3 separate regions of the Mus musculus genome follow, and regions 2 and 3 are each linked to region 1. A link is a loop called in an ENCODE intact Hi-C map of the cell type or tissue named here. Cell type or tissue: left cerebral cortex. All regions are shown on one strand.

What was found. Peaks named below come from ENCODE experiments on the same cell type or tissue, not always from the same donor. Only the 100,000 strongest peaks of a DNase experiment are listed, where the experiment ranks them.
Region 2: it touches region 1 in a loop (4-fold over the local background); 4 of 42 quality-filtered maps call a loop at or near these places.
Region 3: it touches region 1 in a loop (4-fold over the local background); 3 of 42 quality-filtered maps call a loop at or near these places.

What each region holds. Positions count from the first base shown.
Region 1 is chr15:100,920,142-100,928,141 of GRCm38, forward strand. Gm52176 (a long non-coding RNA gene) reads right to left here and starts at 2,268. Exons shown (of 3, transcript XR_003951486.1): 1 at 2,053-2,268. It also overlaps a transcript of Scn8a not described here. In left cerebral cortex, a CTCF peak has its summit at 3,524; DNase peaks (open chromatin) are centred at 1,728, 1,972, 2,794 and 3,516; H3K27ac peaks cover 2,683 bases.
Region 2 is chr15:100,867,346-100,875,345 of GRCm38, forward strand. It overlaps a transcript of Scn8a not described here. Among named protein-coding and RNA genes, the nearest start is that of Gm35569, 37 kb to the left of the region's middle. In left cerebral cortex, a CTCF peak has its summit at 3,280 (motif pointing left); DNase peaks (open chromatin) are centred at 2,656, 3,138, 3,596, 3,865 and 7 more places; H3K4me3 peaks cover 4,485 bases; H3K27ac peaks cover 3,305 bases.
Region 3 is chr15:100,822,022-100,830,021 of GRCm38, forward strand. Slc4a8 (solute carrier family 4 (anion exchanger), member 8) reads left to right here. Exons shown (of 25, transcript NM_021530.2): 25 at 1-1,950. It overlaps Gm35569 (a long non-coding RNA gene), which reads right to left. Exons shown (of 2, transcript XR_384456.4): 2 at 3,938-4,462. Among named protein-coding and RNA genes, the nearest start is that of Gm35569, 8.0 kb to the right of the region's middle. In left cerebral cortex, CTCF peaks have their summits at 55 and 4,583 (motif pointing right); DNase peaks (open chromatin) are centred at 594, 1,629, 1,894, 3,481 and 3 more places; H3K27ac peaks cover 3,752 bases.

The DNA.
Region 1 (8,000 bases):
CGTGGCCCTGCTTCAGCCAGAGAGAAATACTCTTGTCTGATTTCTGTCTTATTTGAAGTGAAGAGGCCACTGAGAACCACAATACAACTTATTACCCAGAAGTCTCCACAGCATGACTGACAGGTAACAGGATATGTCCCTGATGACTGACAGGTCATGCCATAGGAGATGTGCCTGATGTCTGTTTCTGAATTCTCAAGTTTCTAGAGTTAGCCATGATACACACTAAGAACTGCTTGTTGAAGGGATGAATTATTGGACCTGGTCATGGTAAGGGCCAGTTGAATAGTACTAGACCATTGCTGTATGTGTCCATGTGTGCCTGGCTGTATCCTGCATGTGTGCCTGGCTGTATCTTCCAGACATGCCTGGCTGTATCCTCCATGCATGCCTGGCTGTATCTTCCATGTTTACCTGTCTGTATCCTCCATGTGTACCTGTCTGTATCCTCCATGTGTGCCTATCTGTATCCTCCATGTGTGCCTGACTGTATCCTGCATGTGTGCCTGGCTGTATCTTCCAGACATACCTGGCTGTATCCTCCATGCATGCCTGGCTGTATCTTCCATGTTTACCTGTCTGTATCCTCCATGTGTACCTGTCTGTATCCTCCATGTGTACCTGGCTGTATCCTCCATGTGTGCCTGTCTGTATCCTCCATGTGTGCCTGGCTGTGTCCTCCATGTGTGCCTGTCTGTATCCTCCAGACATGCCTGGCTGTATCTTCCATGTTTACCTGTCTGTATCCTCCATGTGTACCTGTCTGTGTCCTCCATGTGTACCTGGCTGTATCCTCCATGTGTACCTGGCTGTATCCTCCATGTGTACCTGGCTGTATCCTCCATGTGTACCTGGCTGTATCCTCCAGGCATGCATGTTCCAGCCTTTATTCAGTTCATGGTTCTTTTACTGAGTTAAGTCATTGCTTTTTCTCCCTTAGGCCTCTATGTTTTGGAATTGGTAATCTCTCCACAGAAGCCAGCTGTGTTAATATGCCAGAGACTAGACAGCTAGTTAGTTTAGTGTCCTGGACTCAGGAATGGAATGGTTAGGGGTGGTAGGTCAGTAAAGGGTTAACCAGACAGATAGGCATGAGTCTCATTGTGTGGTCTCAAGGGCACCTCCTTGGGCATCATTTTTCTCATCACCAACATGGGATAATGGCACTAACCACCTGAGAGGGATGTTGGAGGGTGAAAAATGGGTATAACAGGACTACTAACAGGCTCTCGGGTGTATGTGCTTGGGCCAGGGTTGGCACACATCTTTAATCACAGCACTTGAGGCAGAGGCAGGTGGATCTCTTTGAGTTAGAAGCCAGCCTGGTTTACATGGAGAACACCAGGACAGCCGGGGCTATTTAGCGAGAACCCTCAGCAGAAACCAACACACACATAAAGAGCGAGGCATGGTTGTGCATGGCACCTGTAACCATCCCTCACCGTGTGGGGTGGTCAGCCACTGGAGGGTCACTGGGGCTCCCCAGCCAACAGCCTAGCTCCAGGTTTTGTGAGAGACCCTGTCTCGGGGGTGGGGGAGGGCAGGGTAAGGCTGAAACAGAACTAGCTATGGAAGTGGAAAGCCTGACAAGAGAAACAGCTGGGCTCTGGTCAGCTCGCGGGAAGAGTTGGTGATCAGAGGCTCTCTGCTTCTTTTCACTTTAGCTTCTTCAGCTTCAGTTCGTCCCAGGAATTCCTTGCATCGTGACAGCGAGGCACTTCCTGATTTGGTCCTGCCCTCTCATTCTGTGAAAAGGCAGCGGAGGTGGTTTTGCCTTGCACTAGGGTTACTGCCCAACTTTCCGATGCACTATTGCTGTGGATTTCATACCTGGGAAAGAAATGTCAGTTAACAGGTACCCATGCTCCTAAATGGACCACAGTGTTTAGAAAGTTCTAACTCTCCTGTCTAACGAGATGGCTCTTGAGCCAGAGTGAGACCCGCTTGTGGCTTGTGCCGAGTGTCCTATGCCGAGCTGTCGTGGGAGGGAGGAAGTAGCTGTACTCACGAACAAAGATAATCCTAGTTATAACGGAGGGGGAAGCAGTTTACCTGGAGATTTCTGTTCTGTTCCTCTGCAGTTAAGTCAGCTTGAATCCACGGAGTGTGGTTGGATTAGATCACCCTTCTGACTGAAATGCAAAGGTTCAAGTTTTGTTTCAGCTTAAAAAGACTTAAGTGGTGAAGAGAATAGAGCTCAGCCTGTTGTGTAGGATGCAGGAGCACAGAGCACAGGCATGCCACAAATTTCGGATCGGCCATGTTATGCACATGCGCACAGGTGTCCACGTCACGCACATGCGCACAGGTGTCCACGTCACGCACATGCGCACAGGTGTTTAAAGGCCAAAGTTCCTTATTGCTTTCTTCCTCTCAGTTTTTTTTCACCTTTTTAATCTCAGTTGTTTTTTTTTTTTTTAATTATCTGTTTTGTGTGTGCGTGTTCATGTGCTTCAGCATGTATGTGAAGGTCAGAGACAACTTGGAGGGAGTCTGTTCCAGGCTTCCGTTGTGTGGGTCCCCGTTACTGAACTTAAGTCATTAAGCTTGGCGAGAAGTGCCTTTGTTCACTGAGGCTCGTATCTGGCCCCACCTTACTTTTTGACGCAGGTTCTCTCACTAAAACTGTACTCCCCTGTTGGTTAGACTGGTTGGTGAATGAGCTCCGGTGAGCCACCTGTCTCTGCCTTCACAGTCCTGGGACCTTAAGCGTGGCCGCTGCACCCAGCTTTTACTGAGGTCCTTACACTTGTATAGCAAGAGTTTCCGTGACTGACACATATTCCCAGCCCCATAAATAGGATGATGAATTCCTACCAAGAATCTTAACATTTTTAGGTCAAAACATCCAAGTACTAAATGTACTTATATTGGATGCTTACATGCTTTCTAAGTGTCTCCTGACAGTTACAGGTCATGGGTGTGCAGTTGGCTCTGTATTAGGATTCTTTCAAAGAATTCCAGAGGCAGATGTCAAGGCTTCTTCAGGGAGATGTGCATTTTTAGGTATCCCGGAGTAACTGTCTTAAAAGGATCAGAGCAGACCAGCTGTTGCGAATAAGGGGCACTTGATGAGCCCTGGGGAAATGGTGTGAGGCGGAGGAGGAGGAACAAGCTTTAGTAGTGGGCTCACCGGGTAGGAAGGAAGCCAGTGTGCACAGTGCTCCTGGCGAAGATGGCCTTCCAGCCTGGTAGAGAATCCAGCATTTATGGAGAGGCTTTAAGGGGGAAAAAAAGTTTAAAATGATTAAAATTAAGTGCTGACAAAATTGTTTCGTTTCAGTTCTAGAACTGTTAAATATCTCCAAAAATGAAATCTGTAAGACAGAAAGAAAATTGGCATGCTCACATCTAGTTGTCACTGGAAGGAGGAGGAGCCCAGGGAGCGGGGACAGTGTAAACCGTCCATCTGGCCGCGTTTCTTTCTCCTACGCGAGGAGCCGCCCACCTTCCTCCCATGCGGGGCCACTCCTCTGGCTGATTCCATGAGCTCACAGCAGATGCACAGAGCTGGCTCACCGACAGGCCTGAATACAGCTTCGGTTCTCCTGCGACCATTTGTCTCCCTTTGGTTCTAGCTAAACCTCATCTGAGCTTCAGAACCACGTGGCTGGCTGCCTGTCTGGCATCCCCGTTAGGATGCGTCAAAGCGCCTCAGCCTAGGCCTGTTCAAAGCGAAGCCGTTTTAGCTCCAGAGCTGTATGTCACGTCACATTCCTGTCACCGAGTTTCACTACCTCCTACCCATTTGCCCATGACAGAAAGTGGGGCGTTTTTCCTAGTCTCCTGCCTTCGTACCCTCAGTCAGCTGGCCTGCTCAACATGCCATCCGACTGGTGCTACCTGGTCCAGGCTGTCACCGTCTCTACCTGACTAGCCACACAGCTTCTGCCTGGCTCACCTCTAACCTTGTTCCTGCTCCCTTCATGTAGTCTAGGTATTATTGTTGGGAACTCAGATATTGTCTAAACAAAGCTCGTTAAACTTTGTGTCACGGCTTCACTTGTGGCTGAATGAGGAGGCCCTGAAAAAATATTTGTCCTTACACCCACAGAGAAGTATAGTCCTCACCCCTCATCAAAGAAACTTCTTGCAACAGATGGAGACCATGACAGAAAACCACACCAGTCAAAAGGCAGAGTTGCGGAGCTGAGTCCTAACTGACATCTCTACAACATAGCTTCTGCCCCGAAGGCTCGGGGACCATTGCAAGAGAGTTAGTGGAAAGATTGTCAAGGAAAAGGGACAGGGAGTTTACTGTAATTGTGTCTCCTAGGCATGTCAGCAGGTACATACAGTAAGTCTCACCACCAACATGGCTGCCTAAACATGAATTGGAAATAGGCGTGCCCAAGTAGGTAGGGAGAGACCACGAGGCCTCACCCCTACACAAAGGACACAGGCAGCCAAGGAATGGAATGGTGAGAACAGGGAGACAGTCTTCCCTGGGCAGAGGTCATAAATCGTCTATACAATACCAAAAGGTCAGACCTGAGAACACACACAAGTAACCTTTATACAGACTGAGCAGGTTATAGTTAGGTATGTCTCTCTCTCTCTCTCTCTCTCTCTCTCTATATATATATATATATATATATATATACACACACACACACACACACACACACATATATATATATATACATATATATATATTCGCCTGTGCATATAACAACAGCTAATAGAAAAAGAGGCCAAGAGGGCAAGAAGGGGTGAATAGGAGGGGAGTTTGGAGAGAAGAATAGGAAGGGGAAATGAGGTAATTGTATTACAATATCAATTTTTAAAAATAGTCAACAGTGAAAAGATTTCTGAACGCACAAATCAAAATCTAATTCAAAACAAACACCTAATGGGTTCAAGCTGTCACCTGGCGTGACATCACTGCGGCCTTCATTCTGAACAGAACGCATGTGCTGCACTGGGGGGTGCCAGAGCGGGGCTCTGCAGTGCAGCGCCAGAGGAGGGTGTCCACAGTGCAGCACCTCCCCACAGGGGAGGGGGCGGCGTCTGCAGTGCAGCACCAGCTCAGGGTGGGGTGGAGGGTAGGGGAGGCACCTGCAGTGTAGTACCAGAGGGACAGGGTGGCGCCTGCAGGGCAGGGGGGTGAGGGCTGGGGAGGAGGCCTGCAGTGCAGCACCAGCTCACCAGCCAGCTCCGAGTGGGTTGGGGGGTGGGAGGCCCCTGCAGTGCCTAAGCTCAGATTCAAGCATCATGTTTGAAGCTGCAGTTATTATTCTGTTTATCGGTTCTCTGGTCTGGTAGAATCAGAATGATTTTCACAGAAAGTCGTTTTAACAGTTTCCTGTATTGTTCCTCGGCTTGTAGCAAAGCAGTGCATCCTTAGTTTGCTTTGTGTCGAGCAAGCAAGCACCTCCTCCTTAGCTTTCATCACCAATAAACAGTAAATTATATGCACGTCAGAGTTGCTTCTTTACAATCTAATAGTGCAAGCTTGACTGATGTGCCTATTTTGTCTACCTCCTCCTGGGGGCCTATAAAAATGTCTTGAGAGGAAAAAGAGAATTTCTTGAGTAGACAAGTTTGTGAAGCCCTGAAGTAGGCCATGGCTGCCCTCTTAAAGCCTGCGGTCTGCTTCTCACTTTCAGGATAAAACAAGATGGCCTCTCATGCCAGCAGGGCTCTGCCTTCCTGGTGTGGATTTCTGAGTCTACTCAGGATTTTCGCAGTACCTCTGTTGCTTGACCTCCAGGCTCTGTCTCCTTTGAGTGTGATAGTCCATGGCTTGCAGAGCTCCGCCCACCCGTAGAGCTCCTCCCACCCTCCTGCCAACTCCCATGCTAGCAGCCTTAGTGGATGCTGCCTGTACCAGGAGGCCTACCTTGATCCTGCTAAACCAGGCTTGGTGTTCTGCTTTTGTGAGCCTGTAAAAGCTTGCTTTACTTTATCGGAGAGTTTAGCCTACTGTGATTTGCCCATCTACCTACCCTTTACCCCAGAAGACTGCCAGGTCCCTTGTAGACCATAGTGACAATCTTGTTCATCAGAGCATAGTGCTGGTGTGTTAGAAACTCCTATGACACTTGTAACTATAACACGTGTAAGACATTCCTATAACCGGTGTAAGTAACTCCTGTACCGCGTGTAAGTAGACTCATAGACTCTTATAGCACTTACCTCTTCCTTTCCTGTTTCTCCCACTTGCATGCTGTCAAGGCTCATTCATTCTTTGGCACACGTTAACTTTCCTTTTACTTCTAAGGTTGCATAGTATTTCGTTTTATGTACATACCACATCTTATATATCCAGTTCCTGATCATTTGGGCTGTTTGACAACTCTAATAATGCTGCCGAGAATATCTTTTCAAGTTACTGCTTTCAGTTGGTAATATATAGTAATAGGTGGTAATAGAGGATTCCTGAGTTGGGAAGAACTGCCGTGCTCTTCTGTAAAGCCGAGGTTCCTCTGTAAAGATATACAGCTTTATGTTCTAATCAGGCTTGTGCCAGGGCTCCAGCTAGCTAGCTAGTTAGTTAGTTTTGTGTGTTGAGGTAACAAATGCTAGAAAGATGATAAATATACATGTATGTATGTAGCAGGCACATGCATGTGCCATGATATGTGTGTGGGTCTCAGATGACAGCATCTTGGAGTCAGTTAGCTTCTGCTAGCTTGTGGGGGGCTGGGGCCAGAGTCAGGCAGTGTGCAAGCACCCCTACTCCCAAGCTGTCTCAGCAGTCCTTTCGGTTTCTCGACAGCCACCTCAGCCTGTCAATCTCTAGCTCCTTGTTGCTGGCTGTGTTCCCGAGTTAGCCATCCGACTAGCCATTTCCTTCAGGTGTGTGCCTTGTAAACACTTTTTCCGTCCTGTGACTTGCCTTCTCAATCTCTTTTTTTTTTTTCATTTTTTATTAGGTATTTAGCTAATTTACATTTCCAATGCTATACCAAAAGTCCCCCATACCCACCCACCCCCACTCCCCTACCCACCCACTCCCCCTTTTTGGCCCTGGCGTTCCCCTGTACTGGGGCATATAAAGTTTGCAAGTCCAATGGGCCTCTCTTTCCAGTGATGGCCGCCTAGGCCATCTTTTGATACATATGCAGCTAGAGTCAAGAGCTCCGGGGTACTGGTTAGTTCATAATGTTGTTCCACCTATAGGGTTGCAGATCCCTTTAGCTCCTTGGGTACTTTCTCTAGCTCCTCCATTGGGAGCCCTGTGATCCATCCATTAGCTGACTGTGAGCATCCACTTCTGTGTTTGCTAGGCCCCGCTCAATCTCTTGATACGGTCATATAAAGCACAAGATGGTTTGATTTAATTAGTTTTTCTTTTTTGCATGTGTCTCTGTGTGGCACACATTTGCATGTGTGCCTGTTCACATGTGCGTGGGCACATCTGTGTGTAGGTACATATGCACATGTGTGAAGGTGCACTACTGATGACAAGACTCTTTCTCTGTTGCTCCCCACCTCATTCACAGAGACTGGCTCTCTTGCTGAGCCCAAAGTTTCTTCTGGCTAGACCAGACAGACACCCAGCTTGCTCCAGGGATCCTGTGTCCTGGCCTTCCTAGCATTGGGATTAAAAGGCAGATTGCCATGTCCACCTGGCATTTGTGTGAGTGTGGGGATCTGAACCCTGGTCCTTTGAACCTTGTCATGGTTTGAATATGCTTGGCTTAGGGAGTGGCACTACTTGGAGATGTGGCCTTGTTGGAGTAGGTGTGTCACTGTGGGCTTGGGCTTAAGACCCTCACCCTAGCTGCCTGGAAGTGAGTCTTCCACTAGCAGCCTTCAGATGAAGATGTAGAACTCTAAGCATCTCCTGCACCATGCCTGCCTAGATGCTGCCCTGCTCCCCCTTGTTGATAATGGACTGAACCTCTGAACCTGTAAGCCAGCCCTAATTAAATGTTGTCCTTTATAAGGCTTGCCTTGGTCATGGTGTCTGTTCACAGCAGTAAAACCCTAACTAAGACAAACTCAAGGCTCACAAATAACTCCCTAGCCATGTTTTCTTCTGAGTTTCATAA
Region 2 (8,000 bases), 53 kb before region 1:
ACCATGGTTACCCTCTCTGTCTAGGATGGATAACCATGGTTACCCTCTCTGTCTAGGATGGATAACCATGGTTACCCTCTCTGTCTAGGATGGATAACCATGGTTACCCTCTCTGTCTAGGATGGATAACCATGGTTACCCTCTCTGTCTAGGATGAATAACCATGGTTACCCTCTCTCTCTGTCTAGGATGAATAACCATGGTTACCCTCTCTGTCTAGGATGAATAACCATGGTTACCCTCTCTGTCTAGGATGAATAACCATGGTTATCCTCTCTGTCTAGGATGAATAACCATGGTTATCCTCTCTGTCTAGGATGAATAACCATGGTTACCCTCTCTGTCTAGGATGAATAAAAACAGACTCCCTAGAAGAAGTCACAAAGTGTATGTTATGTACAGATAAACACACGAGTCCCCTCTCCCCACCCCACCCCCCCAATCCCACACCTTTTATAGAGGAATGCTAACGGGTCCAGTCTTGTCCTGTTTCCTTTGGGTAATCTGATCTTAAGTTAGCCAAGTTGCAAAATACAGAAAAATCACCTGTACTTTTATATAGTTCCAGTGAATAATGGGAAATCGAAATGTACAAATTGTTAAGTGACCCATCTGACACACACACACACACACACACACACACACACACACACACACACACGAAAACAAAACGTTTAGAAATGCACCCTGGAAGGGGAGTAAGACTTGTCTCATGAAAAACTGCAGCCACCAGAGCCCTCGGGAGACCATGTAATGCTTAAACAGGGACCTCATGATGCTAGAACAGAGGCCACGTAATGTTGAAACAGAGACCACGTAATGCTGAAACGGATTCATTGGTTCCGTTGTCAAGGAAGTTTCCCCAATGCTGACTGCTTTAAATTCATGCAGTTTTGATAAAAATTCCAGTGATTTCTTGTTGTTACTATTTGGTAGAACTTGACAAACAGAGTCCAAAGTTTGTAGGCAAATGTGGAAGACCTAGACTTGGAAAGCCAGCATTGGAAAAGCAGAGAGGACAGTGAGAAATGAGAGGCTAGCTGCTGTCATCCTGACCCTGCGTCCCAGCCTTGCCAGAGCTGGGCTGGCAGGCCTGTGTCACGAAGCCCACGGTGCTTTTTGTGCTTAGGAAATCCAGGGTCCCATCAAGCTGTGTGCTCCCCCACCGCACACCACACATGTGTGCTTCCCCACTGCACATCACACATGTGTGCTCCCCCCACCGCACACCACACACGTGTGCTACAACACAGCACACCACACATGTGTGCTCCTCCACCGCACACCACATATGTGTGCTCTCCCACTGCACACAACATACGTGTGCTACGGCACAACACTAAATCTTCCGTGTGTAAAAGGGCTTCTGCTGCTCTATTCCAACGTTTATTTTAAAGCAAGAGTAAGCAAGGTCAGGTAAACATGTAAATGAAACAAGAGTCCAGGACAAGAGCCTTATACATCTGGTGAAACATCTGGTCTATGGAAGAAGAAAAAGTAAATTGGACTTTGCAAAACTTAAGAGTTTTATCAAGAGACAAAAAAATATAAATCCACACTAGGAAACAACATTTGCCAACCATGTGACTTAGAAGATGTATATCTGTAAGAAATATGAATAGTTCAAGTTTCAATAAGCAAACACCCTCTAAAGTATGAAAGACCCAAATAGACAACTTCAACCAGCAGGATTTACTGAGCCAAGACATTTAACACATTTAGTCATTAGTGAAACAGAAGCTAAAACCGCAGTGGAATAATTCATCACACTATTAGAACGGCTAAAATTAAAAAGCCTGGTCATGCCAGATGCTGACGAGGATGTGGGGCACTGATGCCCTACTGTGCTGTGGGCTGATGACCTACTGTGCTGTGGGCTGGAACTGAAATGGCAGAAGCGCTTTGAACAGCAGCTCAGAACCTCCTTTCTTTTTGTTGTTATTTTAGCTTTGAAACATGGGGACCTCCAGCCTGAAACTTGCTATGTTCCCGAGAATGACCTTCTCTGGGTTACGTGGGTTACGTGGCTGGTGTCGGAGAGGCCCCCCAGGGCTTTGAGCATGTGGGCAAGCACGCTACCAATAGAGCACACCTGCAGTCCCTGAATTTTCTTAATTTTGTTAAGTTACCTAAAAGAATCCAGACATTTCCTTCCTAGATATTTATACCCAGAGAGATAAGAGAATGTCTTCATACAAAGATGCATTCATAGCAGATTAATCTGTAACGAGCAAAAACCTGGCGCTAGTTCAAATGTCATCAATAAGCAGTTTAAAATTTGGTATGCCCCTTCATAATGATTATTACCCAGTGGCAAGAAGAAATGAATACCTCGCGGCAGCATAAAAAAAAAAAAACTCAAAATAATCATGCTGAGAGAAGTGTCCTATACCCCTCCCCCCCAAAAAAAAGGTTCATACTGTATGATCCTATTAACTCTGGAAAATGCAAACCAATGTACAGTAATAGAAGATTAGCGGTTGCCTGGGGGAGGCTTGTGTGTGTGGGCAATGCAAAGCTGGATTGCAAAGAGGCACAAGGAAACTTTGGGCATGCCCATCACCTTAGTGTCGAGGAGTTCCTGCACGCACACACATGTCAAAATATATTCTAAACATGGCGCTTACCGTGAGCCAAATATATCTCGAGAAAGCTACTGTAAAATGCATGTAATGGACACATTATGCCACATCCCGTGCTGGGCTGTGTTAGAAAACTGTAAATGCACTTCCCCTTTAGTCTCTACAATAAAGCTATCAGCTTGGTGCCGCGATTGACTGTTCCCTTCTAGTGACAGAACACTGAGGTTTGGACAGGTTGTCACCCGCCACTGCTTAAAGAGGGTGCTGTTCAGTGTCAACTGAATTTGCGTTTCGAGAGACACCGCCAGGAGTCCTCCTCACCTTCACCGTGAAGCTCCTTAGGCATGTGGAAGCAGTTCAAAGGCTCATGCCAACTTCACAGATCTACCCACTGAGTTTGGAGAAGGTAAGGTGACCTCTAAGCTTCCAAACCCGAGGAAGCGTCTTTGCCACTCACGGCAGGCCCCTGTCGTAACACTAGCTTTCATTTGCTGTGCGTTGGATCAGTTGACCAAGGATCAAGTCAGATACTCCGACTGCGGTCGCACGGTGACCGGGCGTGCCCGGGAGCAAGGAGACTCTTGTCATTGACCAGGGCCGCAGAGCATCTATCGGGTGTCGACGCCGGTGCTCGTGGGGCCGGCGGGGGCGTCGCGGAGGCGGGCCCGGGGACGCTCCCAGGCGCTCGGGCGCGGCGCCCCCTGCCGGTCGGGCTCCGGCGCGCATCCAGTCCGGAGCGCCGGGACGCAGGCCGGGGAGCTGGGAGCGAAGAAGGCAGGCGAGCGGGCGAGCGGGCGGCCGGGCGCGCCCGGCAGGGTAGGTGCGGCGGGGCGGGCGCGGGGCGCGGGCGGCCGGGCGGCCGGGCGGCCGGGTAGGAGGACGGGCGGGCGCGGGGCGCGGGCGGGGGGCGCGCGCGGAGGGTCGCGCGGGGGCCCGGCGGCGGGGGCGCGCGGCGGCGCGCGCGGCGCGAGTCATCAATTATGCAAGGGCTCGCGCAGCGCGGGGGGCGGGCGCGGGGAGCGCTCCAAGATGGCGCCCACCGCAGTCCCGCCCGCCGCAGCCTCGGCGCCTCTGCAGTCCGGCCGCGCCTCCCGGGCCCCGCGCTAGGGCCGCCGCCGCCTCGCCCGCCGCCGCCGCCGCCGTAAGTTGCCCCGGAGCCCCCGGCCCGGCGCCGCTCCTCGGCCTGGGCTCCCCTCTCGCCCCGGGACCCTGGAGCGGGCTCGCCCCTCTCAGCCCGGGGCTTTGCCGCAGAGCGCACGGCGCGGCTCGCGGGCCGCGGGGCTCACGGGGCTCGCGTGGCCGCCGTGGAGCGGGGTTTATGCCCTTCGTGCTTTGCACGGGTGTTTGGAAGTCTTGCTTCCTTCTACGGTGTTTGCCGGGGTTCCTGAGGAGGATGGGGGACCACCAGCTCCCACCCCTGGACACCCTGCCCTCCAGGTTGCCTGGTCGTCCAGGGACGCGGGCTTGCCCCGGTGTCCCCTCGGCGCTGCAGCCGGCACCCAGCCCCCAGTGCCAGCCCGGCCGGGGCTCTCGGGCTGCTCTGCAGCCCCTCTTCTCTGCCCCCTCCCCCAGTCCTTACTGGATCCTCCCTCATTCGGCTCCACATTGCTAACAACTGCAGAAGCCGGGGGACTCATGGGCTCGTGGGGCAGTCAGGACACCTCCTGTCCTTCACTCCTTTACTTGGATGTATCATTCCCCCTCTCGCCAGGGTGCTCAGGGATTGTGTTGGAGCCCCTCGCGACCTTCCTTAGCAGGTTAGGATTCCTGCATCAGAGTACATCACTTTCAGAATATCCCCCTTCCCCCACCCCACCCCTACGCCACCCTATGCAGAGCTCGTTCCTCTCCTCGCTCCCTTCCCTCCCCCACCTTACCACGGGCAGCAGCACCCTGGGCTTCTTGTTAGCGTTGGGATACAGAACTGTTTGCCCAGATCCATAGCTTGGATCCTTCCTCTCTGCTTCACCCTTGGTACCCTGGGGACCGCAAAACCTCTGCATTTCTCCGGGGAGCACCGCTCTGTCCTCTCCATTGCCCGCAGCAACCACCGGTGGAGACTTGGCAGTTAACTTTCCGGGCGGTAGTGGGGGCTGTCAGACCCCTTCAGCGTCCCCTAGGTTCGAGTTAGGTTGGAGTGGGAGTTATTTTTCAGCCCAATAAGCAGGAATTCTCCAAACCATGCATTCCTTCCAACTACTCCACCCTGTGCCCTCTCCCTCACTTACACTGCAGTTTTTGAAGCACCGGGGGAATACATTTTATAACTGGAGGTTCCAAGATTCGCATCAGTGTTCATAATCAATGTCATCTGTTGGGGTGGAGGTGGGGGGAAAACATAGAAAAAACTTTGCATTGCACCTGGCCGAACTCGGGCAGGGAGAAATAGCAGGCTGCAAGGTCTGCTGCACAGGGGGAATGGCTTTTAATGCACAGTGGGGTGGGCATCCGGGAAGGCAGGGATTGGAAGCAGGAAGTGTGGGTAAGGGCCTTTAGGGCAAAGGGGGGGGGTGCTTTTTATAACTGTTTTCTCGAGTTTAAACCTGGAGATCCTTTAGGGAGGTTGTATGTGTGTTAGGATCGGGGGATGTCTTAGCTTTCCAAGGAGATTTCGGGTGTGGTAGGTTTTTAAACGTCTCACAGGCTCTCTTCCCTTTTCTCCATGTGCATTAGAAGATATGGGGGAGGGAGCCTTGTTCTTTCCTCAAAAATATGTTTTTGATGTGTAATGCAAATGGCTGGACAACGTTAATACCCAGTAGCAGGATGGCAGGAACCAAGAGGCTCAAACGCTCAAAACGCTGAAAGCTTTTAGCATTTTGTCTGTAACCTGGCTCTTGAAATACTGCAGCATTTTCCTCTGGAACTCATGACCCATAAGGCCTTCAGTTCTCCCTGAAAGAGGATTTGATTGCTGTGTGTGGGGGTAGTGATGGTTTGGTGTTCCGTGAGAATTGTGTCTGTCCTAGAAATTGAAGCTCTCCGGAGAGGGGCTGCAAGCATGTTCTGTGTTCTCAGAACATCTGATGTGTGTAGATATAATATGTCTCTTACTGGGATGTGGTGGGTTTTGTGTAGCAATTTCTGTGATGGTTCAGGCTAGCTAGTCACTGGTTTCTTGGGGTCGCTTTGAGAGACTGACTTTATATGCCTTCGGTTTTCATTTGAGGTTTTGTCAACTTTCCTATAAATATCTGGAAAATTTTCTTTTAAATTAACAAGGATAGGGACTTGGGATATAGTGTATTTAAAAACAAATAGCTATACGGTTGCTTGAAGGAGGACTCTAATCAGTTCACCCTGACGCTCGCTCCTGTCGGCATTGCCTTTCCTTGGCGTTACGCTTGCTAGAGCGGTACCTGCTGCGGTGCTGAAGGACAGCTCCCTGGCTTGTGTGGCTGAAGTCACGGTGGAAGGGACTGGATTCGCTTTGCCGCTATGAACAGCAGGCTTTCCCCGTGATGTGGATCTGCATGTGCATGCGCAGCTGGGTCGTACTTGAGGTTGAAGGTCTGGTTATCACATTTTTCCTACTCCCACGTAACTCCTCACTTCAGCTGTCCCTCACAGAGAGGCAGTGCTGTTTTGGCTTCAGCAGATCGGTATGTAAGGCATACATTCTGCTGACCGCATGGTTTCAGGACCCCCCCCCCCCCCGGTCATTTCAAATAGCAAGAAACTGTCAATATTACGGTAATTTGGTCTTTGCCAGAAGAAATTCGATAGCTAACCAAGTTAAGCTGAATCTGAAGGGTACTTTTGCTAGGTTGATCTAAACAGTGAGCTGGGGATGGGACTCAGCAGGCCAGCTTGCGAACCATTATGTCTCTGTGGTATGCTGGTCTAAAATTGTTTTAAAATCATAGATTAAGAAGGTGGAACATAAAATTCAACTTGCTCAGCCTCCTGCCTCCCTTGGGAATCCTTCTTATAGGACCCCCTCCACTTTGAATACTTTGTTGGTAGGGAACTCAGTGTCACAGAAAATGGCTCACCCCGGTGGTTGAAATACTTTAATCTCTCTTAGAAGGTAACATGTGTCACATTGAAGGACATACTTTGGAACTACATAAGGGGCAAAAGTCTTTCACATGCTTGCTATCATGAAAGCCGAGACAACATTTTGTAGAGAGCTGGAAGACACTCCACCTATTTGAAAAGAATGCAAAGAAACATGGCTACCTAAAGTGAGAGAGGGTTCTATGAATGGAAAGAAAACTCTTTCATGTGCTGGGGTTATGTAACAAGTCTGGAAAGCACCTGATTTACTTAATGGGTGTTTAACCCCTGTGAGTTACACTGGGAAAGGCCTTACGCCCGTACTGTAGAGGAAGTATTAAGGATAGCTTATCCAGAGTGTGCCCAGTTGCCACAGTTATAAAAAATAACAAACACTGGTTGCAGAAATAGTATGGAGGGAAGCCCTGGCTTTTACTGCTCAGCAGGAGCATTGGCCACATGTGCTTGTGCCTTTCAGTTATAAGCTACACTTGCAGAAGTTGCTCAAATGATACTTTCCAAGTTGTAGCTTTCATGTTCTTAGACTCAGGGTCTAATAGACCCAGGGGCTCAGACATTAAGTTGTTACATTTCCATTTGCCTTTCCCCTTAATCCTTTAAACAATTTTCAGGAAACTATCTTTAATGTGAAAGAATTTACCCAGAGTAATCCCCACCCCTTTTTAAGTCTCTTGGCTAAAATGTAGCACATTAATTAGAGGGATAAAGACCCCCAGTCAGTAACTTGATGACCATTGTCATCCAGTACTTCCCAGGTGTAAGACACTGTATCAGACATGGACACATTTGCTAAATAGCACCAACTTAGAAACCATGACCTGCTCGAAACCGTGGCTGTAAGAGAGCCAGAGGTAGAAACACAACTTTGGCCCTGTGGGCATATCGATCGGAGAAATGTTGTGTGACTGTCAGGTTAAGCTCAGTGGTTTTTACCTAAAAATAGTTTTCAAAAGGGTGGAAAATAAATGTGGGGAAAGAGAAAGGAGAAGGCAGCTGAAGTTGTTTCTGTCCCTTTGTGAAGTTAGGACACATAGTCAAATGCTATGTCATGGAATAAGGAAAAGTAACCCAACCAATTGCCATTGTCGAAGGTAACTACAGGCCTTGGACAGAGCTAGTTCAAATCCTGACTTGGCTACTTGCTTTTTAACCTCGGGCAAGTTATCTAGTTTCTCTGGGTTTGTAAACATAGGAGTAATAATGCCTTCAATGCCACGCTTGTGGGGATTATATAAAATCTGCTTCCGTCCTCTCGAGGTTTGGCAGCTTAGTGGGTATTTGCATGTGTATCTGATATATATGTAAGTTTCAGTAGTCTGAAAGCAGATAATTCCTGGAAGTCTGCGCAGGAGGCGGGGTCTGCAGGTTCCTTAACCTGAATGGACATTGCTAGTCTCA
Region 3 (8,000 bases), 98 kb before region 1:
CTGTTTTTCTTGCTCCTACAATCGCGCGCTTGCAACGCTGAGGGCTCACTGGCGCCCTCACCTGTGCCAGTCTATGAGAAAGGGCCACACTCTGTTCTCGATTCGAACTTTGAACTTTCTATCAAATACTCTTAACTTCCCCAAAATTTTAAATTAAACTAACTTCCCCAAACTACTTTAAATTGGGAATTCCATAAAATCATTAATTCATGTAAGCAGCATTATCTCAGGAATGTTCATCTTCAGGTTGATCTTCAGGAAACTTGCCCCACAGAGTGGGCTACCACCCAGAAGTGGTCACTCCAGGCTACGGAGGCAGTGAGTGTCTCACTATGTCAAGTACATGAGGGATATAGCAGTGACAAACATGAGAAGGCACAGCAGTAGCAAGAAGCATCCCTGGGACGAAGCCCCTAGGGCTGGACATCTCCAGGGCACACCCACCCATCACAGCCAAGCAGAGCTGCAGGCTCCAGGGCACACCCACCCATCACAGCCAAGCAGAGCTGCAGGCTCCAGGGCACACCCACCCATCACTGCCAAGCAGAGCTGCAGGCTCCAGGGCACACCCACCCATCACTGCCAAGCAGAGCTGCAGGCTCCAGGGCACACCCACCCATCACAGCCAAGCAGAGCTGCAGGCTGGCTCCAGGAAGCTCACTTGCCCACTGCAGCTCCCCCTGCATGGCGTTCACCGTCCCTTGGAGGAAAGAATCCCACTCGGAGCTCCTCACTGTGCCACAGCTAAGGCGGCCGCTGATGCTCCCAGGAGAGGGACTGGATGGCTATGTTCTGACGTGACAAGTTGAGGGACTGAGAATCCTTAAGCTCCCATGCTCACCTGTATTGATCTCCATTCACCGTAAACAGAAAAACACGTCCAGAGGCCAAATAGAGGCAAACTTTCTACTGTAGATAAAAATGACTCTTGGTATCTGCCTCCAACAGCCTTGGTTTTTCAAGGCAGGGTCTCACTGTGTAGAGCAAGCTAGCCTTGACCTTGCTGTAACTTTCTTGCCTCCCAGCCGCTGGGTCAAGCATGCACAACCATACCTGGCTTTGCCCTTGGTCTCTCTTAGGCGGACTCAGTTCTTCTTCAGTACCTTTTTCTTTGTGGCCAGAAAGGAGAATTCGTGAAGTAATGCGGTTTGGAGTGCATGAGAGGAATGCCGTCTTCTCATTCACAGGCATAAATTGTCTTAGGTTCTGTGCTCAGTGGGAATGGATTGGTTTGCGCGCGGGGGAGCGGGGGGGGGGGGCCGAAGAGAAGAGGAACAGCGTCCCCCACTCCAGAGCTAACCCACCCTGAGGATCAGAGGATAGAGTTTTCCACTAAGCAGGGTTTCCTGAGCAACAGGGAGGCCCTCCATCCCTCACACCCACAAACCTTTTCTAAGCCCAGAAGCAGTCTTGACGTGGACATCGCTTTCAGGGTTTATGGGTGACTTCAGCGTGCATGGTTTCACTTGTGCAACAGTGCGAGGCACCAGCCTGAGTGTGCAACCTCTCCTTTTGTGAAAGAAACCAAAATTCTTCCTGTGTCTCCTCCTCTCTGGTCTCTGTGTGTTGATTGGTTAGAAGTGGCTGATGGTGTCCCTTGGAGAGCAGAGCAACCTTCCCATGGAAGGGGACACTTTGAGGTGCTGGTGTGTCTCCCTCATTTTCTATGTTCTTCTCTCTAGTAGGTCTCAAGTAGAGACAGATATTTTTGTTTTAGAGATTCCAAAGTCTATATTTTTAGTGTAAGAAATGTACCCTCTCCACACTTCATGTCGTAAATAGAACTGGGAATAAGATGTGCAATTGTGATCACCCTGTAACAATGTATGGTAGACATGAGGCCCCGGGGCAGGTGACTTGGTGTGTCTCTGAGCCCTCCTCTCTGCCTGCCCACACACATGTGTGCTCAGCTCTTTGAGTGACAAATAAAGCCCATGTTATAAACTGATTGCTTCTGTGCTGGTTTTCCCATCTGAGTTCAGATTGTGTGGAGAAGAATCGTGAACATGGGCAAAACAGGGTGGGTGTCTGCTGAGGAAGTGCAGAAAGGCTCTTAGCTCCTTCGAACCTGGCTGGAACCTGGCTGGCGCAGTCCTGAGCAGAGTCCCTGCTGAGTCGTGGCACAGGCTCAGCAGAAAAGTAAAGTGACCATTTCGAAGATACTCCTGGACTGTGGAGACCATTTGCCAATATCCAAGCACTACCCATTGCCTCAAATCACAGATGTTAGAATCTGGCCCTTGGAAGCTGCTTCTGGAAGAGTCGGGGTGTACTTGATTACTTTAACTCTTAAACTTCACCGTTCAAGGGTCAGCAACTGAGTAAGAACAGAGCTACTGAGGGGATGAAAGAAAAGGGTACGCGCAGAGCCAGGCAGGCCTCCTGACCAGAAGCATCCTGAGCCCAGTGGCCCAGGGCGGACATTGAGAGAAGCAAGAGAGCGAGCGAGCGTCAGGTGAACTGGGCCTGCCTTGGGCTGGTTTTCTAACCCCTCAGCAGTGTGCGCATGCCCTCTGCCTCACAGGGAGACAGACTGCGTCTGGTTTTGAGTACAGGGGACGCTGCACTTGCAGGATGCAGCCAGCTCTGAAGAGCGAGCCATGCAAGGCTCCGGACACTGGTGCTCCCGAGGGCAGGGCAGCATCCTTGCCACGCCCAGGGTTAGGAGTCTCTTGATAAAATGTCCTTGGGAAGCACCTGGCTCACAGTGTAGTAGTAGCTCACACAAGACAAGCGTTCCTGGGGAGATGGTCAGTTTCTGTGCTGTCTCCCCTTTTTAGCCTCACCATTCCAAGATGGCTCCCGAAACTCTAGTGTAAGTTAAATTAGCCAAGATAACTTTCACGTGCAGGAGTGGTGGCAATGTCTCCCTCTTGCCCTCTCTTACCACCCCCTCCATCTTTCATCTAAATAGTGGGGAGAGTCTCAGAAGCAGCCTCCATACCCTGAGTCAGACCTGGGTCACACACCCATCTCCTGAGATGGAAAAGAAGGACAGATGGTCACGGCCCATTAGGCTTCGTCCTCTGGAACAGGAACTCACTTCCCTGGTCACACCCTAACACCCGTGCAGAATCAGAGTTCTGAGTAAAGGCTAAGTGAGCCCAGGGGGATGCTGACCCGCGGAGCCTCCTGCAGACCTGGACCCCCTGAAGAGAACGGCAGGAGCTCCCTGTGCCAAGGTCAGGTTGCCCCCCCCCCCGCCCCGAGATTCCTCTTCTCCCAAGATCCACTCGATGCTCCCCCTCAAACAAACAGAAGCTCCAGAGGGTGCACGGAGAGGGAGTGCACGGGTGGAGCGCGCGCGCGCACAGGTACCGTGTGCACGCACAGGTGCGGCTCTCCTCAGACACTGCAGATGCAGGCAGGCTTGCAGGCAGGCGGGCGGGGCTGAGCATCAGCTGCTGGAGCGCCTCACTTGCCAGGCCTCCCCTCCAGCTAGCACGTTCCCACCCGGTTCTAGAACGCTCCCCTGCACGTGAGCTCTTGCCCAGGCTCTCTCAGCTTCGCCACCTCCAGATTCATCCAGCTTCAGCCCCCACAGCTCCCGGCTTTGCCTTCTCTGCGCTTCCAAACCCTGATCCTCAAGCCTGCAGTGAGTCCTGCTCGTCTTCGTAGGCCACAGTACAGGGAGGGCCCTGACAACTCAGGGGCCAGGGAAGAGGGGAGTACTGGGGCCGGGAGGGGGGGGGGAGAAGAAGAGTGTGGTGAGGCAGTAAAGTCTAAAGTCCATGGCTACGGGGCTGGAAACTTGCTTCAACAGTTAGGAGCAGTGGCTGCTCTCCCTGGAACCCACATGGCAGCTCACAGCGATCTGTAACTGCAGTCTCAGGACATCCGAAGCCTACCCCTGTCCCCCACAGGCACACAAGAGGTGCACAGACATACACCCAAGCACAACACCCATACACATAAAATAAAAAATTAAACTGAAAAAGAAAACAAAAGACTGTGAAGGACTCTGGTTGTCAGTTTCTCTCAGGAAACAAGAGCCCAGAGACACCGCACTGCTGTGTTGGGTTGCCTTAGTCAAAGGCTTTCTCCAGATTCCAACTGGGACATAAACGTAACATTTCCATTTGCTTGGGTATAGCTTTAGGGGCACAGATGCACCTGCTTGCAGAATGCCGCACTGCACACAATCCCACTACACTTACTTCAGAGGTTCAGTCCATTATCATCATGGAGGGAGCATGGCACCACGCAGGCAGACATAGCGCTGGAGAAGGAGTGTTGGCAGCACGTGCAGTGGGAGCTGCAGATGAGGAGAATGTTGCTCCTGGAGATGCTCGTGTAGCTGAGTAGCAGAGCCAAGCTGGGTTCTGTCCAGATGGATGCGATGCTGCCAGGTCTGTGTTCCCAACTTCGGTTCTCTTCAGACTCCACAAGATCCATGTCCTGGGTTTTGTGGGGTTTTTGTTTGTTTGCTTGCTTGCTTCAGTTTGACACAAGCTAGAATTATCTGGAAAGTGGGATTTAAATTGAGAAAAAATGCCTCCATCAGATTGCCTGCCTGAAGGACATTTTTCTTTTTTTCTATTTTAGATTTGTTTTATTTATTTATATGAGTACACTGTAGCTGTTTCCAGACACACCAGAAGAGGGCATCAGATCTTATTACAGATGGTTGTGAACCACCATGTGGTTGCTGGGAATTGAACTCAGGACTTTTGGAAGAGCAGTGAGTGCTCTTAACCACTAAGCCATCTCTCCAATGCCCCCCTTTTCTTTTGTAATCTATTTTTTATTTTTAAAAAATCTTTTCATAAAATATTTTGCTCATGCCGGGCGTGGTGGTGCACACCTCACACCTTTAATCCCAGCACTTGGGAGGCAGAGGCAGGCGGATTTCTGAGTTCGAGGCCAGCCTGGTCTACAGAGTGAGTTCCAGGACAGCCAGGGCTATACAGAGAAACCCTGTCTCGAAAAACCCAAAAAAAAAGTATATATATATATATATATATATATATATATATATATATATATATATATGTGTGTGTGTGTGTGTGTGTGTGTGTGTGTATGTGTATATATATATGTATATATATGTATGTATGTATATACACATGTATGTGTGTATATGTATGTATATGTGTGTGTGTATATATATATGTGTATATATATATATATATATATACAAACATGATATATATACATATATATATATCATATTTTCCTCTCCCCCAGTCTCCCAGATCCCCCCCACTCCCTATGCACCCTACTTTGTATGTTCTTTCTCCAAGAGAAAAAAAAGGAAAGAAAAACACCCAAGAAATTTCCAACAACAAAAAAAGCACACAGAAAAGAATCCCACAAAACCAAAAAATCAAAAATCAAACAAAAGTTTATAAAAATAGCAGTAGTACATTTTCTTGATTGACGATTGATGTAGAAGGTGGTGTCGTCGCCCTTGAGCAGATGGTTCTGGGGTATCTAGGAATGCAGGCTGAGCAAGCCAGTAAGCAGCAATCCTCCCTGGCCTCTGCTTCAGTCCCAGCCCCTAGGTTCCTGCCCTGACTTCCTCCAGTGATGGCTTTCAGTGTGATGTGCTGATGTGCGTGCGAGTCAGGTAACGCCTTTCCCTAAGCTGCTTCCTTTATCCCAGCAAGAGGAAGCAAGGTAGGGCAGCTCCTAACCCTGGGTCTGCATCTAAAACAGCCGGATCCGTAAGGAAGGAGAAAAGGTCATACCAGAAAACAAAACACCAAAGCTACACTAGCTGGGGGACGCCCCAACTACACTGCCCGCAACAAGAGTCAAGAAGTCAAACCAGAGCTCAAATCCTTATCCCGGAATCGTGCAACAAATCCAAACAGTAAAACACTCATACATGCCCTGAAAGCGTTTGTTCCAAACACTGGACATGCAACTTTCCCCCCTTCCCAAATGGCCAAACAACCTGGAAAGCCTTTCCCAGGAGAAAGGCCCCTTCAGATGCCAGGAAACAAAACACTGATCAGGTGTCCTGGCGGATAGGTTGTGACATAAGCCATTACCTGCCTCGACCTGCTCAGGTGTCACTGGGCCTGATGGTGGTCAGGCCTCACAGTGACCAGTATGGTCTGTTCAGAGGCCTCTGGAGAAAGAGAGAAGCCCAAAGCACATTTTTAAAAGGAGCTGCTGAGAGGGAGGGGGAAGAGACTCAGAGTCCTGGGCTCTTCTCGTGTTTCTCCCCAAAACTCCGGTTTGGAGCACCTACCTGTAAACGGCAACATCGGAGTTCCCCAGGCGTGGTAGGCAGCAAGGGTCCTGTCAGTGCCAGGGAAGCCAAAGAAAGGAGCCCTGAGGTGGGAGGACTGACGGTGCTGCTGACAGTTGTGCTGAGTCAGATGCTATTGAACATAAGCAATGGTGTACTCACATAAAATAAATAAATCTTAAAAAAAAGTTAGGAGCCAGAGGAAGACCTTAAATCCTGGCCAGGACTCCACTAAGAGAGATGGATGCTCAGAGAATAACCTTGACGTAGCTCGATCAATACAGAAGTGACAGGAATGGGGTAGTCGGAGACACAGGAAAACCACAGGCTAGATCCAAGGAGCAACTGCACCTGGGGCGTGGGGTAGGTGGAGCGAAACATGTTCCAGTGTTTCCTCATGTTCCACCTGAGGAAAATGCTCCAAAGACACGCAAGGGCCAGATTATCTCATGGGAAGCTGAGTGTGTGCATGTAGGTCTGTGCTGTGTAGTGTGTGCCCATGTGAGTGTGTAGAGGCCACAGGGTGATGTTTTCCTCTGTCGCTCTGCATCACCTTTTTCAAGGCAAGATATCTCACTGGAGCTAATCACATCCACTGGGCTGGCCAGCCCGTGAGCTCAGAGATTCCGGTCTCTGCTTCAACCCCAGTGTGGGATTATCGGCACATGTGCACATTTCTGGCCTCTTACAGGGGAGCTGGAGATTTGAACTTTTACAGCAAGTGTTCTTACCCACTGAACTATCTTCCCAAGCTCTAGACATTTTTGTCTTTAAAGAACTGTTTTCTCAGAGGCAAGAGCGATGCCTCAGCAGTTAAGAGCACTTGCTAGTCTTGCAAAGGACTCTAGGCGGATTCCTAGCATCCCAGTGAGGCAGCACACAACCATCTGCAACTCGGGTTACATTGTATCTGATGCCCTCTTCTGGCTTCTGCAGGCACCAGGTATGTATGCAGCACATGCATGCATGTGCAGAGAAAACACACACAAATAAACTTTTTAAAACTTTTTTTTTCTTTCAAGATTAATAACCGCTGGTCTGGAGGTGTAACTCAGCACTGAGTTCCCGCTTGGCATGCATCAAAGGCTGTGTTCAGTCTCCTATTGCCACAGACTTATTAAACTTATTTAAAAGTGTGTGTTATTCGTGTGTGCACGTACATACGTGTACATATAAAGAGGCCAGAGGTCAACATGGGGTATCTCCCCCCTCTCACTTTCCATGTTACCTATCCAGACAGGGTCTCTCACTGAGCTTATAATTAGCTGACTGACTAGACTGGCTGGCCAGCAGCCCCTTGGATCCTCCTGTCTCTGCCTCCCAGCACTGGGATTAATTAGCCACAGACACCTGCACATGTAAAATGCTCTTTACGTGAATGCTGGGAGCCCAGACTCATCATTTTGCACAGCGAGCACTTCCCCTACTCAGCCACCTATTTAGAGCTATTACTTGTACAAATTAATAGAGTTCACTGTGAGATTTCCATATAAGCAAATATCACACACCCTGGCCACACCCACTGACCCAGTACCAGGACCTTTGTACCTTGGTACCAACCCCGCCAACACTAGAGGAGGGGGCGCCAGGGTGCTACAGGTGTGGAAGGGTGAACAGGAAAGGACAGGAGCCTCTGACAGGGATAAGGAAGGGTGCTGCAGACAGACAGCATTTCCTGGGAGCAGGCTGGGAGAGGGGAGGGCGGTGAAGAGTGGGTGGGGAACAGATGTCTGAGCTGAGAGGAGGGCGCAAACGGGTGATGGGAAGAGAGAGTGGGATGGGGCTGTCTGCTTCTGAGGCA